3 separate regions of the Mus musculus genome follow, and regions 1 and 2 are each linked to region 3. Evidence: chromatin loops called from intact Hi-C (ENCODE). Cell type or tissue: left cerebral cortex. All regions are shown on one strand.

Region 1 (5,000 bases), 560 kb before region 3:
GTGTGTGTGTGTGTGTTTGTGTGTATGTGTGTGTGTGTGTGTGTGTTTGTGTGTATGTGTGTGTGTGTGTGTGTGTGTGTGTGTGTGTGTGTGTGTGTGTGTGTAGGGGTAGGGGCGTGGGAGCACACTGGTGCACTGTTTGGTTAAATGAAAATAAAGCTACAGACAGTTCTGTGGACAGACACCCAGCAGATATTTTAATGTGTCGGTGCTATGAGACTGAAGCAGGTTAGGGAAACATTGTGAGTTCAAATTAAAACAGAGAAAGATCCTGACAGATTGGAAACCTGATCTAGGTCTAGCAGAATGACTTTTACTAGAAAGAAATGCCAGGACATGAACAAGGTTTTATAAGTGTAGAAGTGTGAGCTCGAGGAGAGACATTGCTTGGCAGGACCTGGCCCAAGACAATGTTTGTCATTTGTTAGTCAACCCCTGAAAAGCAACAAAACAGAAATAACCACAAACAGATGAAATGCCTGCTTTCACAGAGTGACTTAGAGACATTGTAACTAAACAAAGGAGAGTCATAACTCCACCCTAGTGTAGCTGAACCAGACTCTACTCCATGGGGAACTACTACCCTTCTATCCAAGTATAAGAGGAGTCTTGAGGCCCAATATCGGCCTCCCCTGTCTTACATCCTAAGCGGCCTCAATTGCCCATCCTCTTTTGGAACTGGAACATCTTCTTGGTACTATCTTGTGAGCTTTGCTTGATACCTGACTCTCCCTTAAGAACTCTGGGTACCTCTGGCTACCCTGTGAAGCCTATACCTGGCCCTGCTGCCAATCCTTTCAGAAACATCTTCACACTGCTGCCATCTTTCCCTCTGTTCTCCATCAACTTCATCTCATCAAAGTCTCACTTCTGACCTCACAGCTTGCCGGGATGGAATGCCCTCCTTTGTTAAAATTAGCAATGACTAAAAGACAGAGATCAGCCCTTCAGTTGTCAGTCACTATCATTCCTTACCCTTGATCAGTCTTTCCAGATTTTATTTTTTCCCCTTTGGACTTTCAAGATCCAACCCTATCCTGCCACTTCTCTGGCACATGTTGGCCCTCCTGCTTCGTTTTTTTGTTTGTTTACTGCGCTGGCTTTTTGTTCCAGTCTGTGTTTTGAGGGGTCCCTTTTCTCTGCTCATACTGTTTTGATCTCCCTTAGGTGACCTGGTCTTGCTGTCCCACAAGAAAAGTGGAGGGAGTTCCCTGGACAAAATTAAAACCCTTTGTTGCCTGCTCTGTCATACAGAACTCTGCATTGCTTCATAAGACATGCCCACCAAGGAGCCACTGACAAGGAACCACAAACAACAGGGCTCCTTCCCAAATTCACACAATGGAGCAATCAGCTGCCTACAGACAGCAGTGGTTCAAAGAGTTAACAGTGTTGAAGACTTATAACAAAATTCTGCCATAAGGAAACATTTTGTGCTTAAATACATGGAAGAATACAGACCCCCATGTCATACAAAAGCTAACCTCAGGCTCCATAAGGAGGGGTTCTGGAGAGAATCAAAGATACACAATGGAGGGTGGGGTCAAGATCTCACTAAAAAACAAAACCAGCTGGGCTATGATGGAAGAAATAAACACACTGGGTAACACATGAAAGGATTATGGCCCTCTTACATCAGAGTCCTCCATCACAGAAATGTATGCAGCCATCATCCCTTTCCTTTCCTTAGAGCACTGCCACCACTTACTTTTGAGAACCTTGGATGTGATATGAAATAATCGAATTTGGGAGACTCACCAAGATACCCTCACCTTCCCCCAATATATATTTTCTTCCTTAGAAACAAAAATCCCTAAATCTTAGATAGGATTCCAGTAGTTTGTGAAAAGGATGCTGTTCCATTCAGTATGGTCATGTTCCTGCCTTCAGAATGGAAAAAGAGATGTTGATGAATACAGAGGGTTTGACCATCTAATTGTCCTCTTCTATACCCTGATGTTTTATTACACACAGGCTCAAAGAATCAAAGCAAACAACACATGTCCCCCACCTCCTCAATTGACAACCAGCATTTTAGTATTTTTGTTTTATGCAAGTATATCATCTGCCCGTTTGCCTATTCATTTGCCTACTTTTAATCAGTTTCAAAGTTGCATGCCTGAGAACAGTTCAGCCCTGAGATGTTTCCAGGGACCACAAGATGAAGAGATCTTCTCTGATTCACAAATGAGTAATAAGAGGGGGCAGAATTCAGAGCAACTTAGGTTATACAGATAATCACATCTTCCCAACTCACCTTCACAAACTGAATTTCTTGTCTTTTTGGACTCATTCCTACTCACCCGCAGGGCCCAAAAGAGTTTGAACTTTAGGGTCCAACAAAACCTTCAACTTGATCAGCATCTAGCATCCTTTGGCTGTGGTCATTGGAATATTCTGACTGCTAGGTTGAGCTCCCGGGTAGCAAGAGATCTGGAATTCTGCTCTTTGGGAAGAAAAGCTATACACTTCATGAGACTACTTTCAATTGCTTTTCTTCACTTTTTTCATGCACTTCAGGATAAGGATTAGCATCAGAGAAAACACTGCATCTTACATTTTTATACTCAGAACTTCTCCATGGAAATAAACAATTCTGCTAAAAAGCATATCCTGTTCCTCCTGATGAATTTGAAAGAACTTACGAATTCTTAAATACCACCCCCTCCCTCCTCAAATAAGTGCGTATACATAAAACTTATGTACCATCTGTCTGCAGGCTGTCACACACCCCAGGGGCTTTGCCCAACCTCCCTCTGATGGACAGCGATTCTGAGACTGCTCCTTCGCATTTCATCAAGAGTGATGACTCTCAGCCACCTTAATGTCACGGCTTGGAGGCTCCTGAAGCAATTGGTTTCGTAGTTTATTTTGTGAACTGTGCTGTGGACACAAGACTTTGAAAAGTAAAGCTCGAGTTCCAATCTAAAGATCTGAAAAGAACATTTTCAATCTGTTGGTGCAGACTGTTCTCCATCAGCCCAGCTGCCAGCAGTTACGCGTGGCACTGGGCAGCCTCACACAGTCGGGCACAGCCGCTCCTCTGGATGCTGAGGCAAGCCGAGCGCAGAGATTACCACATTATCATCTCCCGACTGAAGCCAGAGTTCCATTTAACAAGCTGACAAGAGCGCCAGGACCACAAAATAACAAGCAGAAACACGGTGTGGTATTTGTCAAAGATAAAGGGCTGAGGTGCAGCTTAAGGCTTCTCAGAGGCTCGGGAAGACATTCAAATCATCTGCCCCAAATGTTTTCAGTGCCTTGAACTTTCTCCCACATTGCTCTTATTTGGGGGTCCCCATTTTGGTACTGGATGCTTCCTTCAACTGGCGGCACTCCTTTGAAGAAACTAGAAATGTCCTCAGAGTCTGTTGATTTTCCTAACATGTTTTAAGTTTCTGCACATGCACTTTGCTTAAAAGGCCATGCCTACTTTCAGGTCTACATTATTGTTAAGCTTTTCTGGAGCTAATTTTACAAATTTCTTATGAACACATATATTTATATGCTGGAGGTCCACGTAATAGTATACAGCCTCTCTCTCTCTCTCTTTTTTTTCTTCTTGACTTTAAAGAAAGCACAGAGAGAGCTTTGTTTTTAAAATGTCATATGGGGTGGTTAGAAGTAGGGGAAAATATAGTGTTTAAGTCATAATCTAGCATGTCTATCTATCATATTGCTTTTATTGCATGAAATGATTTTTTAAAAGAATTTTAGAATTCTTTTTTTTTTCTTCTGAGTGTTCAAACCTAACAAATACAACAAAGAATATGGTATATATCAGAACTAATTTTTGAATACATCCATAAGTTTATTCAACAAAAATTAAAGAGAAACTATACACTTTAAATTCAAATATTATCTGGATTTAGGCAAATGCAAACCCTCTTATTTTTCTTTTTAGGTAAATTGCTATGAAATAATACTGCAAATCATCTATATGAAATCTCTCAAAACTGCAATGTGAGGATGGGTCTGCGGTTGCTTTTTCATGGTCTGGGGATCACAGTGCATGCGGCAGGGTGTGCAAAGGCTCATTGCGGGTACACACTTTATTTCCCATATCCTCAGCTCTTTCATACAGATTTTTATCCACCCCTCTCACAGTGAGATCATTTTCTTTGGCCACCACAGTGTGTAATTCTATCCAGTGGTTTGCATTTTGAAAACATTAGTCTAAATAAGCTTAAATGCATGTTAGCACCACACACTAGAGATTCTGGGGGAAACTCTCTGACACAGACTATGTGGGCGGTGTGCCCTACGATGGCTTAATAGAATCTTCAAGTCTAGGTCAGGAGTGAAATACTCCAACCGAGATCAGTAATAACAACAAATCCCCCACATGTTTCCACTGAGTGGGGAGCTGGAAGCACAACAGCGTTTCTTATTTTAGCTACAAAGGGAGACTGATTTGGAGCTGAAGCAAAAATATGAAGAAAAATTATGATTGAAGTATTTTCATTCAAAAACATCTCGTACATGAGAAAAGCCATTAATTGTTGAAAATATGAGACATTGCCACTAAATAAAAATAAATTATTCAATTACAGTTTTCAGCTGCCCAAGGTATCCATCCAGAAAGAAAGCTGATTAAGTTTTGGCCAGTGACAGAAACTAAACCAGATGGGACACAAACTGTTAACTACATATCATGTTCCATATGATTTAGCTACATTCTTAATATTCTAGGTAAAAATGTAAAAAAATACTAATAATTCCAGCTGATAAGTGTGGGAATGGGACAAGAAGAAAAGTTTCCAGAGGAAATAACTTCATATGGAAAAATGATAAATGGGGAGTTTGGAAAGGTCTGAGACATGAAATACTATCTACACATGATTGTTATGTCTTCAAATTCTGTCATAAACATAGTAACTAGGTTGGTCTGAAGTAGGTAGTGACTAATCCCATTTGAATTTGGACAGTCAGTTATTGAATAACCATAGTAATTGGTTCTTAGACTCAGAATAGGGGGAAGAAAAAAATGGTACCTC
Region 2 (5,000 bases), 150 kb before region 3:
ATATTAAGATCTCTAAGTACAAAGTCATGAAAAGCAAAACCAAGCAATTATGGTTAAAAAGAAAAGAGGATGAAGCCTACAAAATACTGCCACCTTAGTCTCCATACTAGCAGTAACTCTCATCTACTATGTATGTGTTCACATTAACAGATTACAGCTGCATCTACCCCTTACATCAAAAGTGAGAAGAAAAACGGTTGTAAACATATTTTTTCATGTTTTCATTTTTTTCTTTTTCCAATTTTTGTATTTTCATTTACATTTCAAATGCTATTCTGAAATCTGAACATATTTTTAAGTCAGTTAAAAGAATAATTCTTTAAACCAACAAACAGCATTTCTGTTATAAACTATTTTCTGGGAATATTAGTTTTGTAAGTGATAACTATAGCAAAATTAGCTTGCTGTAGCAGCATAGAGCTTGCTAACCAACTCCTGGTTAATGTAATGAAAATGTACTTGAAGTTAAGCCATATTCCACACTTACCACCTCCTCCTCCGAGAAGACTGGCATTTGCTGTCAAAGAAAAGAAAAGAAATTATATTTTAAAATGTACAGGAGACACAATGTATCAAAATGATTAAAACAGAAACTAATAATGATCACGCATCTTATTCAAACACATATACAGAAAATCAGTATTTTCATACAAGGATAGACTTTATCACTATCATACCATAGTATGAAAATTAATGTTTCCCTATTTTAGCTCCTTTTTCCTCTTGAAATGGCTATTTTTTCTTATGTTTCCTTGTAACAATATTAAGTACATATTGAAATCCTTTCATTCTCTATCTATATCTAAATTGATCTGAGTTTTCCATTTTATGAATTATAGATATAACAATGCTACTTAGGCAATTTCAGTGATTTCAAAGGACAATGTAACAAGAAAATATAATGATAAATTAAATTAAATTAAACACCATCAAACAAAACAATCTCAGGACATTTTGCTGTAATAAGAATAAGTCAAACTTTTACTAGAGCAGCAGATTTATTTCTATATATAGACTCTATTTGGGAGGAGATAGAAATGTTAAACAGATTTGTGAATTCTCACCGATTTATTCAGAAATTCAGCCTATGTACTCCTGGAAGGCAAATAGATATAACAAAGTTCCATGGAATTAATCTTAAACAAGATATTTATATCACCCACTCTAAGGCTAAGGGAATATTGTGAGAAAGGGGGCAGAAAGAGTATAGGAGCCAACAAAAGGAAAATATCTTCTGGACAAGAGACAAACATTGCAACCACAACCTCACTACTGTAGGTGTGTGCTTGAGGTCTGCATCCAAATGAACCCAACAGCAATGCATGGCTGAAAAAGAGGTGGAAGATGATCCTTCATTGCTGAAATACTCATTAAGGACACTGTCAGGTAGACGGAGAGTCATTGTCTTCTGTTGTGAGCCCACTAGTTACCCCAGGGTTATGGTAGAGAGTTCTATCTAGTGATTACACAGATAGCTCTGATTACACAAAATGGGTCATACATCAAACCAGAAGTCATAAATCCAGTAAGGAAATGGAAAGGGATGAGGGAAGAATGTTAAAGATAGGAAAGAAATACCAGAGGGTCACAGAGAGGAATCAGAATGCCTGGTATCCATAGAAGAAATGGTCAATGAGCACAATTAAAGAAAAATCCACTTGAGCTGCACTTAAGAAGTAACCATTTTTGAAGGTTGCATTGCAGATGACTGGCTGCAATAATAAAGAATGTGATACTTATGTATGTACAAACATAACCCTAAGTTAGAATTCAGCATCCACTGCATGGACTAAAGAGATGGCTCTTACATTTAATCCTAGGCTCACTATCAATACCTCAACATACTGCACTGAACTTTATTCCATATACTTGTATATTATAGGCACTGTTTATGCATGTTCTAAAAACATATTCAGCAATATTATGAAACCAGGTGGTAACCAAAAGCGTCCTCCTTTTGTGTGTGTGTGTGTGTGTGTGTGTGTGTGTGTGTGTGTGTAGAAAACTGAGTTAACAAAAGATTAAATAGATTGTTTAGGAAACATAAGTCTTTCGCTTGAATTTTTATGTGAATTCCATAAATCATGCATTGCCATAACCTAAGAGGAATAAATGTTATTAGTCATTAGCATTAATAATTCAATCAATAAATAATGGATCGTGTGGAGGACATGTGCTCATATTCATTGTTCAGTTAGACTAAATGTGTGATGGCTTACTAATTACTCCAACACTAAAGGGAGTATCATGAAAATGCATACAGAGCAAATGCCTTGGAAGGTCCTTTCATTATGTCAATATCAGACCATCAAACTCTGTCTCATGTGGCCTTCCAAGTATAGAGCTATCTTATGGTGGCTCTTCCTCCCCTCAGTGCCTTCTCAAAAACACAGGCAGAATAGATGTGCCACTAATGAACCAGAAACTCAACTCTGCTTGATTCCATCCTTCTGCTCACGTCCAGACCCCTTTGGAGTCACCCTGAAAAGAAGTGGTATTACACAAACACGAACCACAGCTTAACATCTTGCCCAGGTCCAGCCCTGAGAAGGTCAGTTTGCTGCTGGAGCCTGAATACAGTGACGAGAATCCTCATTTGTCTCCTCTTCCCTGGAAGATGAATTACATGGTCAACCCATATCTCCTGGTTACTCCAGCCAGTTCCTCAAATCCTTTATAAAATCACATGGCACTCCACAAACCTGCTTCCCCAACCACCCTATTGAACTGAGAATGACCTCCCTGTCTATGATTTTTTCCAGGAACCTGACATTCCATCTGCCAATTTTCATATATTCATTCATAAGGGAAAAATGTATCTCCAACAATAAATTTAAAAAATAAGCAATAGTTCTTTACTGAGACCATCATTTGTGCCAAGGAACACAATAACGGGTTGGAGTCTATTTTTCATCTAACATTCATCGATAAAGGTGGAAGTTGTAGGTTTCGAGAGCCCCATCCAGAGCCCATCTGTTTAACCAGGCACTTGTCCAGTAGATGAGTAGAGTAGGTGTAGGATTTACACTCCTTATCCTTGCCAACCATCAAGTCATTTTATATCAATGTGTGTTCATGTCTAGATGAACCTATCTGTAACACTAATGTAGAAGTCATTTTCTTCAGTAAAATTGCCAAAAATATACAAAGTAAAATTTTATTGTGACTTCTAATATGACTTTGCCTCCACAAAACACTTCAACTACTATCTAACAGTCACTAGGCAGACAAATTAATATTTCTTCCATTTTAAGAAAATGAAAATGGTTTTTGTGGGTTCAAGATTCTCCTTAATTATTTCTAATAAATTAATATATATCCCAATTAAATAAGAAGCTCCTTGAAAATAAGATCTGAACTTAGTGGCTACTTCTGTACCAAATTATTTCTAAATACATGTTTTAAATTGTGAGGTAATTGACAGATTTAGTTAATTCTCACTTGATATAAAAAGTACTTATTTTCTAAAATTTAGAAGATCCAATCTTTGGCCAGACTTATCTCTAAACCCAAGGCTTATTTCAAAGCTCTTAAAGTTTATTTGAAATGCTTATTATTTAAAACATATGAAATATATTTCTAGAGCCTTCAAAATGTCTTGCCAGGATGACTGGTGATCCTGTTCTGGGCTATTCCTAGAGCATCATGGTTGTGGGACAGGAGGCAGGACAAAACAATAATACAAACATGAACCTGATGCTTCTGTAGTAAGACTTAGGAACTTCTCTGTGTGCCTGCTTACTAGCCAGCACATTCCAAACAATCTAAAATAAAATGACTAATTTATTACAAGTTTGGGGAGCAAAACTGAAGTTACAATAGTTATCTCAAAGGTTGAATAAATGCACAGCTCACAGGAACCACTGCAATTGGAAAGATCTGTGTTTTCATTGTTTTGTCCAAACAAAATAACTTGATTCCATTGGATAGACAGTCTCAGTGCTCATGACATTAAAAATTTGAATATAAATAAGAAAAACTGTTTCTTGCAAATATGTGTGTGTGTGGGGGGGGGGCTTGCTACCTAAAGCAACTTGAGAAGGAAAGAGTTATTTGGTTAATATGACCCAGTAGTCATATCATGGTGGGAAAGTCAGGGCAGGAGGTCAATGCAGGAACCTGGAGGCAGGAACTAAAGCAGAGACCTTGGAGGACTTACTCTACACGGTTTGCTCAGCTTGATCTCCTAAACATTTGCCATTAGTGGCATCACTCACATTGGTCTGGGGCATCCCACAGCAATCGTCCTACAGGCCAGTTGCATGGAGGCATTTTATCAACTAAGGTTCCCTCTTCCCAGAAGATCCTAGGTTGTATTAAATTGACAGAACGCTAACCTGCACACTATATAAATGATCGAATCTAATGATTGGAGGAGTTTCCTGTTCCTTTTGAACCCCAATTTAAAATATTTAATGAAACTTACCATGTTTTTATATGTGTAAATATTCACAATGTATTAAACCAAAAACATAAGCAGTACATTGTAAGCCATCCTTTCTTGGGCTAATCATCCTAAGTAACAAAAGAATATGGTGATTTCCAATAATCCACAACTTTAAAATAAAATTGATATAAAACTACTTTCTTCCTTTAAAAACTTCTAAATAGTACATGGTGTGCATGTTTCCTTTAGAAGTGATTAGTAACAAAAGAAATTAAAATACAAAAGCTTATAATCAGACTTTTGGGACAAATCATGAAAACATTGGAAGATAATCCACCTAGATGTTAATTCCATATCAGTTACTAAATAACTGGTGGACATGAGCCGGTCACCTTTATTTCACTTATCTTCTGCCAGAAAACAATCACCCAGGTACGGAGACCAAGATTAAAATTCTTCTGACTCACTAATAAAAAACTAACTGTAATCTTTCTCATCTGAGAAAGATTCTGGAGAAAACGGACACCCAGTGCAAAGTGCACTATGCATGGTTTAAGGTTTTGGTCAGGGTGATGGAAGGCAGCAACATTAATACCACAGTAGCCACATTGAG
Region 3 (5,000 bases):
TTCAAGTCACAGTAGATTACATTAAATGCAGGTTTATTGGAAAGCTGCTCTGGGGTGAGTTTACTGGCCGCAAGGACAGAAGCCAGGGAAGTCACCATGGGATAGAGAAGGGAGTCGGGGCGGGGAGAAAAAGAGAAATGTCTCTTCTCGGAGAACTCAGAGAGAGAAGAGGAGAAGAAGAGAGAGAGAAGGCAGAGGAAACCAAAATGTCTGGAGTATATAAGGAAGAGCCTCTGGGGGAAGGGCAGCCAAGCTGCTAAGTTAGTTCAGGCTGGGGGCAGGGGATGCCAGGTAGGGACTGAGGAATGCTGGGACCGCTTTGATGTGTAAAATATGTACCTTGGTCCCTTGTCCCTAGTCCAGAACCAAACAGTGTCTCTGAGAGTGCTAGGCCTGGAGAATTGAGTTTGGCAGGAATGGTGGAAGGAAAGACCTGATTCCTGTAACTCATCTTCTGACCTCCACGTCATGACTGGTGGGTCTCTCCCTACCCACACATACAGATAAATGTAATTTAGTTTTTAAAAGGAATATATATGTTTGTAAAAAGAAAAGATGGTAATGAAGGTTCTGTTAAGATTTGCCTCTAAAGTTAATACCTTTTGGATAGATTACATTTTTGACAATTTCTTGCATGTGCTACATTTTCAATTCACCGCTTGGAGGCGGGGCAGAATACATAGCTGGCATTCAATAAATTCTTGCTGTCTTTATTTCCCATGCAATGAAACCAAAGCAAGGAGCAGGTCCTATGAGGTCGTACAGCAAATGGCCGAGTAGGGAAATGCATCCTCAGAGCACCTCTCTCCCAGACCGGCCAGCTTTCCGTTAGCACACCTGTAACCCACATTTCCCACTTATCTTTCTTTTCTGTTGAAGGCTTTCAGGCAGCTGAATGGAGACAGATCTGATTAAATATGGATATAAGCCCACAGGAATTTGGTCAGGCAAATTTTTCCTTTTAAAATAGAATCAACTCTCATCTGAAAATGGTTTCTAGAAAGAATTATTTCAAACAATAATTTAATCCAGGTGTTTGATTTTCAGTAACTGAAATCACTCCTATCCTTTCCTGAGAGGTTATCAGTTACACCTACTTTTTCCATCAAAAATCTACGGCCACCTCTCAGTTTAACCTGCACTACTGAAGACTTCTGAGAAATTGGCTTTTCAATAGATGTTAACATGCTAAAGTCCTACTTTCATTCAGTGGGCCATTCCTCAGAAGTCAGCAAGAGAGCAAGCATAGAACAATAGGTGTCGGAACATCTCTTATCGAGGGGTCACCTTCCACTCCTGAGAGCACCCATTCTCAGAGGGGAGTTCTAAAGGTCAAACAGCTGCCAAACTCAAGTTAGGAACCACGTGAAGCTAACGGAGAGAATAGCCATGTACTCCTAAGACAGACAACTAGCCTTCAGAGACAAACAGACCATTTCCTAGAAAGGATAAAGTCATGAGCTTGTTAGAATCAAGCAAAGAAAGAAGGGAAAGGAGATTGCTATTTGGGTAAATATAGAAACAAGATTCGTCACTTAAATTCACTTACTTAGGAGAAAACTTACAAGTCCAAATAACAGAAAACTGATGATAAAATTATACCTGGAAATTAAAGTCTTGGAATCCTGTTAATTAGGCAGAGAAATCTTAGTGTCTTGCAACTGTCACTATTTATTCATGTACGCAAATTAAAATGATTTAAACCTGGAAGAACCATTTCTAACAGATATTTTAAGATATTGATGACTGCAGCCATGCTCGTGGCAGCAAAAACCATAATAATAATAATAAAAAAGAATGTAGTTAGGCTCAACCCTTTTAATTTTAGGGAAGACTGATAAATATGAGTGATTGTATCTTCCTAGTTCTGAAGTAGAGGTATACCCTTATGCACACATGTAGGTGGTCTCTCTAGTAGTACATAAAACAGTCTTCATTATGTGAAAATGCATGTGGAAAAAAAAACCTTTCTACTTCCCAATAAGACTGCTTTCTTCAATATTTTTCACTGTTCTTCCATTTTCTCCCTTCTCCTAAGTAAATCACCATTTGACCCTGCTTTCTCATTTGCCAAATCAATATTAGTTGGGATTGCCATCCTCTGTTCTCCACAGTTACGATTTTAATGTAATAAAAATAATCTGACTTTTGTTAACTTATTTTTGGTACAGATGGCTTGAGCATCAGACACCTGTTTCTCTATTGTGATCTTATAAATATTCTCCTAGCGTGCTTGTGTTTTTCTGAGTGTGCTATCACTACCTTGCAGTAGTAAACTTTAGGGAGCGCGGAGATTCCAGAGTTGCTGCCTACAAACCAAATGGCATCTCAGCTTTGGCAAACTGAAAGGCTCATTTCGGCTTCTCTCACCCCCTCTAGCGTTGGCAAAGCTCATCTGTCTGATTATCCAGTTACCTCACTGAACAAGAGCTGGGCTAAGTCCTGCCCACCTATGACATCACCCCCTTCCTCAACCACTGCGAGGTGAAGCTTTAAACTTCAGACTTGGAGGTGGGCTGCGCGCAGTCAACTGGATGCTCTCGCGCGCAGTCCTCAGCGCAGGAGTGATCTGAAGCAGGACCGCTCAGGCTGCAGCTGCCGTGGCTTTGTGTGCACTGGATGCCGCGCTCCGGAGACGGGGGAGGGTTTTTACTTCAACTCACAGGCAATGGAATTACAGCTGTAGCAGCAGGGTATAAAGGATTGCTTTTTCCTCGTCTTCCTGGTAAGTGTTTTCCATGCTTTTTCTCATAATTGTCCCAGAAACTTCGCTTGCTCTTACTCTCTAGAAGGAAATGACTAGCTTGGTTCCATGAGGGATCCAAGTAGCCACGTTTGCTCTGTCAGCAGGACGGGTCAAAGATGTGCGTGCAAGCCAGCTCTAGGGAAAGTCTTACAAAATAGCCGAATGTTATAAGTTTCTTACAGACTTAAATCATTTTTAAAAATAATAAATAGCTCCTCTCTGTTTCAAGCAATTTCTATCCGCGCAGAGCTTCACGGAAAACTGCAGTTGGAAAGTTGAGTGTTTGAGATAGGAGAGGCAGATTTTTCTCGGCTACAAAAGCGAAAGGTCGCTAACTTGGTGTGTACTGTATGTGTGGTATGATCACCTATCGCTGTTTCTATAACTGTGAAAGAAATCAATAACCCCTCAGCCCATGAGTACGCAGTACATGAAAAGCATACATCTTGCTCGCCGCCAGCAAAGCTGCGCTGGGAGACTGGGATGCCTCTGTAGAGGATTAACAGCTACACCTAGATTTGAAAGCTTGCACTGCTTATCCGGCCCCAGCTCCTTCAGGCATTCCGGGCTCGGGAATCTCAACTAGTAAATCCAACTCAGAATCTCCGGGCCAAACCATATTCCCAGTCCAGGAGACTGTCAAAGCCTATCGCTTGGGCGAGTGTAGAATGTGACTAGCATAGTAACTGGGTAGTCCACTCAGAAAAACTAACAAAGCTCACCCTGGAAGCCGTGCTTGATGTATGCAGTGAGGGGAACAGGGGAGGGAAGCCTCATCAAATGGCAAAGGCAGAGTGTCCCTTCACTTGCAACACACAGTGAAAAATATTGTATTGATACAAATGCGTTAGACCACAAAGCTTCCAAAAGGTATTTAAGTGTATCTAATTAAAAAAAATGTTTTTCAGTAAATTATGTCTGAAACAAAATGGTTGCATAAAGGTAAAGAGTGCAACAGGCCCATCTTTTCTCAACATTGGGAGCGGGTTTATTACTTATTTAGAATGAAAAGGAGATGGAAAATGTTGGTGTTTTCCAAATTACAAAATCAAATGGTTTTTAATAATTATTTTGATTGTTCTCAATAAATCTATGCTTCAAAATGCACATATTTGCTGTGTTATTGGGATGAAACAACATGGTCAAAGCCATGAAAAGTGCTTCAGCTGTGGCTATTCCTTTATTCATCCTTAACTGTGTAAGAATACCCTAACCAGTATAAACAGAAGGATGAACCTGTCAGCTCCCAGGCTACGATCACTTAGGCTTGACTCAGAGTGACAGGTGACTGACACCCATCTCTTTGGAAATGAGCAAAGAAGGTAATTCTTTTAAAGTGCCATAACATATTATTATCACTACAAATATCAACAAGCATAATGGTATGACTGTGCAAAGGCTGGTTATCACTTAGCTTCACGTATATGTGTATGCATATATATATATACTTATCAGCCTAAAATGAGGAAAAGGGTTAAAAATGTCATTACATGTGTTCAACTAAAGAACAAGAAATACCAGTTTATTGTTTTACTAGAAAACTCCCAAGGGTGAGAAACTATATTAGCAAATGAATAAACACAGTGAATTCATTAATAGGGTATTCTAATAGTGGCATCAATCAGTTATTAATTGGGCTCTTTTTTTTTCTCTGCATACCCTTTTGAAAATCGATTCTGGTTAGGTTCAAAATGCCCAATTAAACAATTCCTGAATCTGATGTTTATGAGATAACAGCAAATAAAGGTGTTTTTTTTAAAACAAAAATTACAAAACAAAACAGGAAATTTGTCATAACTAAATGTGGCAGCTAATAGAAGCTATGTTTCTTTTGCTTTCAAGTGTTAATTAAGGAGCCTCCGATTCTATCAAAACTTTTTCAGAGCTAAATGAAGCGGTGTGAAATAAATTTGGTTGAAATCTTGTGGCTGTCAGACTTTGTTAGTGAGCTATTAATTATCTTTACCCCAGTTTCTTCTCTGGCTATATTGCCCAATCAAATAGAAACTCCAATTATACTCAGAGGCTCCTGCCTAGGGACAGAAGACCCTAATGAACAGTCAGTCCCTCCAGATGAAAAATACAATTATCAGTTTGAAACAGGCAAGCACAAGCAATGCAGATTCTCCCCTGTGCTTTTCTTGGCCACACATCCCAAGGCCAAGATTACTGGCCATTTTCTGGATTATTTCGAACAGTTTTAAACCCAACAAATGTTAGTGGCTGGGAGTATGCCTTATTTTAAAATGATATG

The links. A loop is a pair of places that touch in the nucleus more often than their neighbours do. Peaks named below come from ENCODE experiments on the same cell type or tissue, not always from the same donor. Only the 100,000 strongest peaks of a DNase experiment are listed, where the experiment ranks them.
Region 1: a loop joins it to region 3, with 2.9 times the contacts of the local background. A loop is called at or near these places in 1 of 42 quality-filtered maps.
Region 2: a loop joins it to region 3, with 2.3 times the contacts of the local background. A loop is called at or near these places in 1 of 42 quality-filtered maps.

What each region holds. Positions count from the first base shown.
Region 1 is chr2:141,229,222-141,234,221 of GRCm38, reverse strand. All of the region lies in intron 5 of Macrod2 (mono-ADP ribosylhydrolase 2), which reads right to left. Among named protein-coding and RNA genes, the nearest start is that of Gm25583, 410 kb to the left of the region's middle. In left cerebral cortex, no CTCF peak of the experiment used is centred here; DNase peaks (open chromatin) are centred at 2,403 and 2,954; H3K4me3 peaks cover 516 bases; H3K27ac peaks cover 359 bases.
Region 2 is chr2:140,820,569-140,825,568 of GRCm38, reverse strand. Macrod2 (mono-ADP ribosylhydrolase 2) reads right to left here. Exons shown (of 19, transcript NM_001013802.3): 4 at 488-517. Among named protein-coding and RNA genes, the nearest start is that of Flrt3, 150 kb to the right of the region's middle. In left cerebral cortex, no CTCF peak of the experiment used is centred here; DNase peaks (open chromatin) are centred at 474 and 2,971.
Region 3 is chr2:140,668,971-140,673,970 of GRCm38, reverse strand. All of the region lies in intron 3 of Macrod2 (mono-ADP ribosylhydrolase 2), which reads right to left. It overlaps Flrt3 (fibronectin leucine rich transmembrane protein 3), which reads left to right and starts at 2,495. Exons shown (of 3, transcript NM_178382.4): 1 at 2,495-2,725. In left cerebral cortex, CTCF peaks have their summits at 2,377 and 3,251; DNase peaks (open chromatin) are centred at 2,432, 3,345 and 3,951; H3K4me3 peaks cover 2,764 bases; H3K27ac peaks cover 2,493 bases.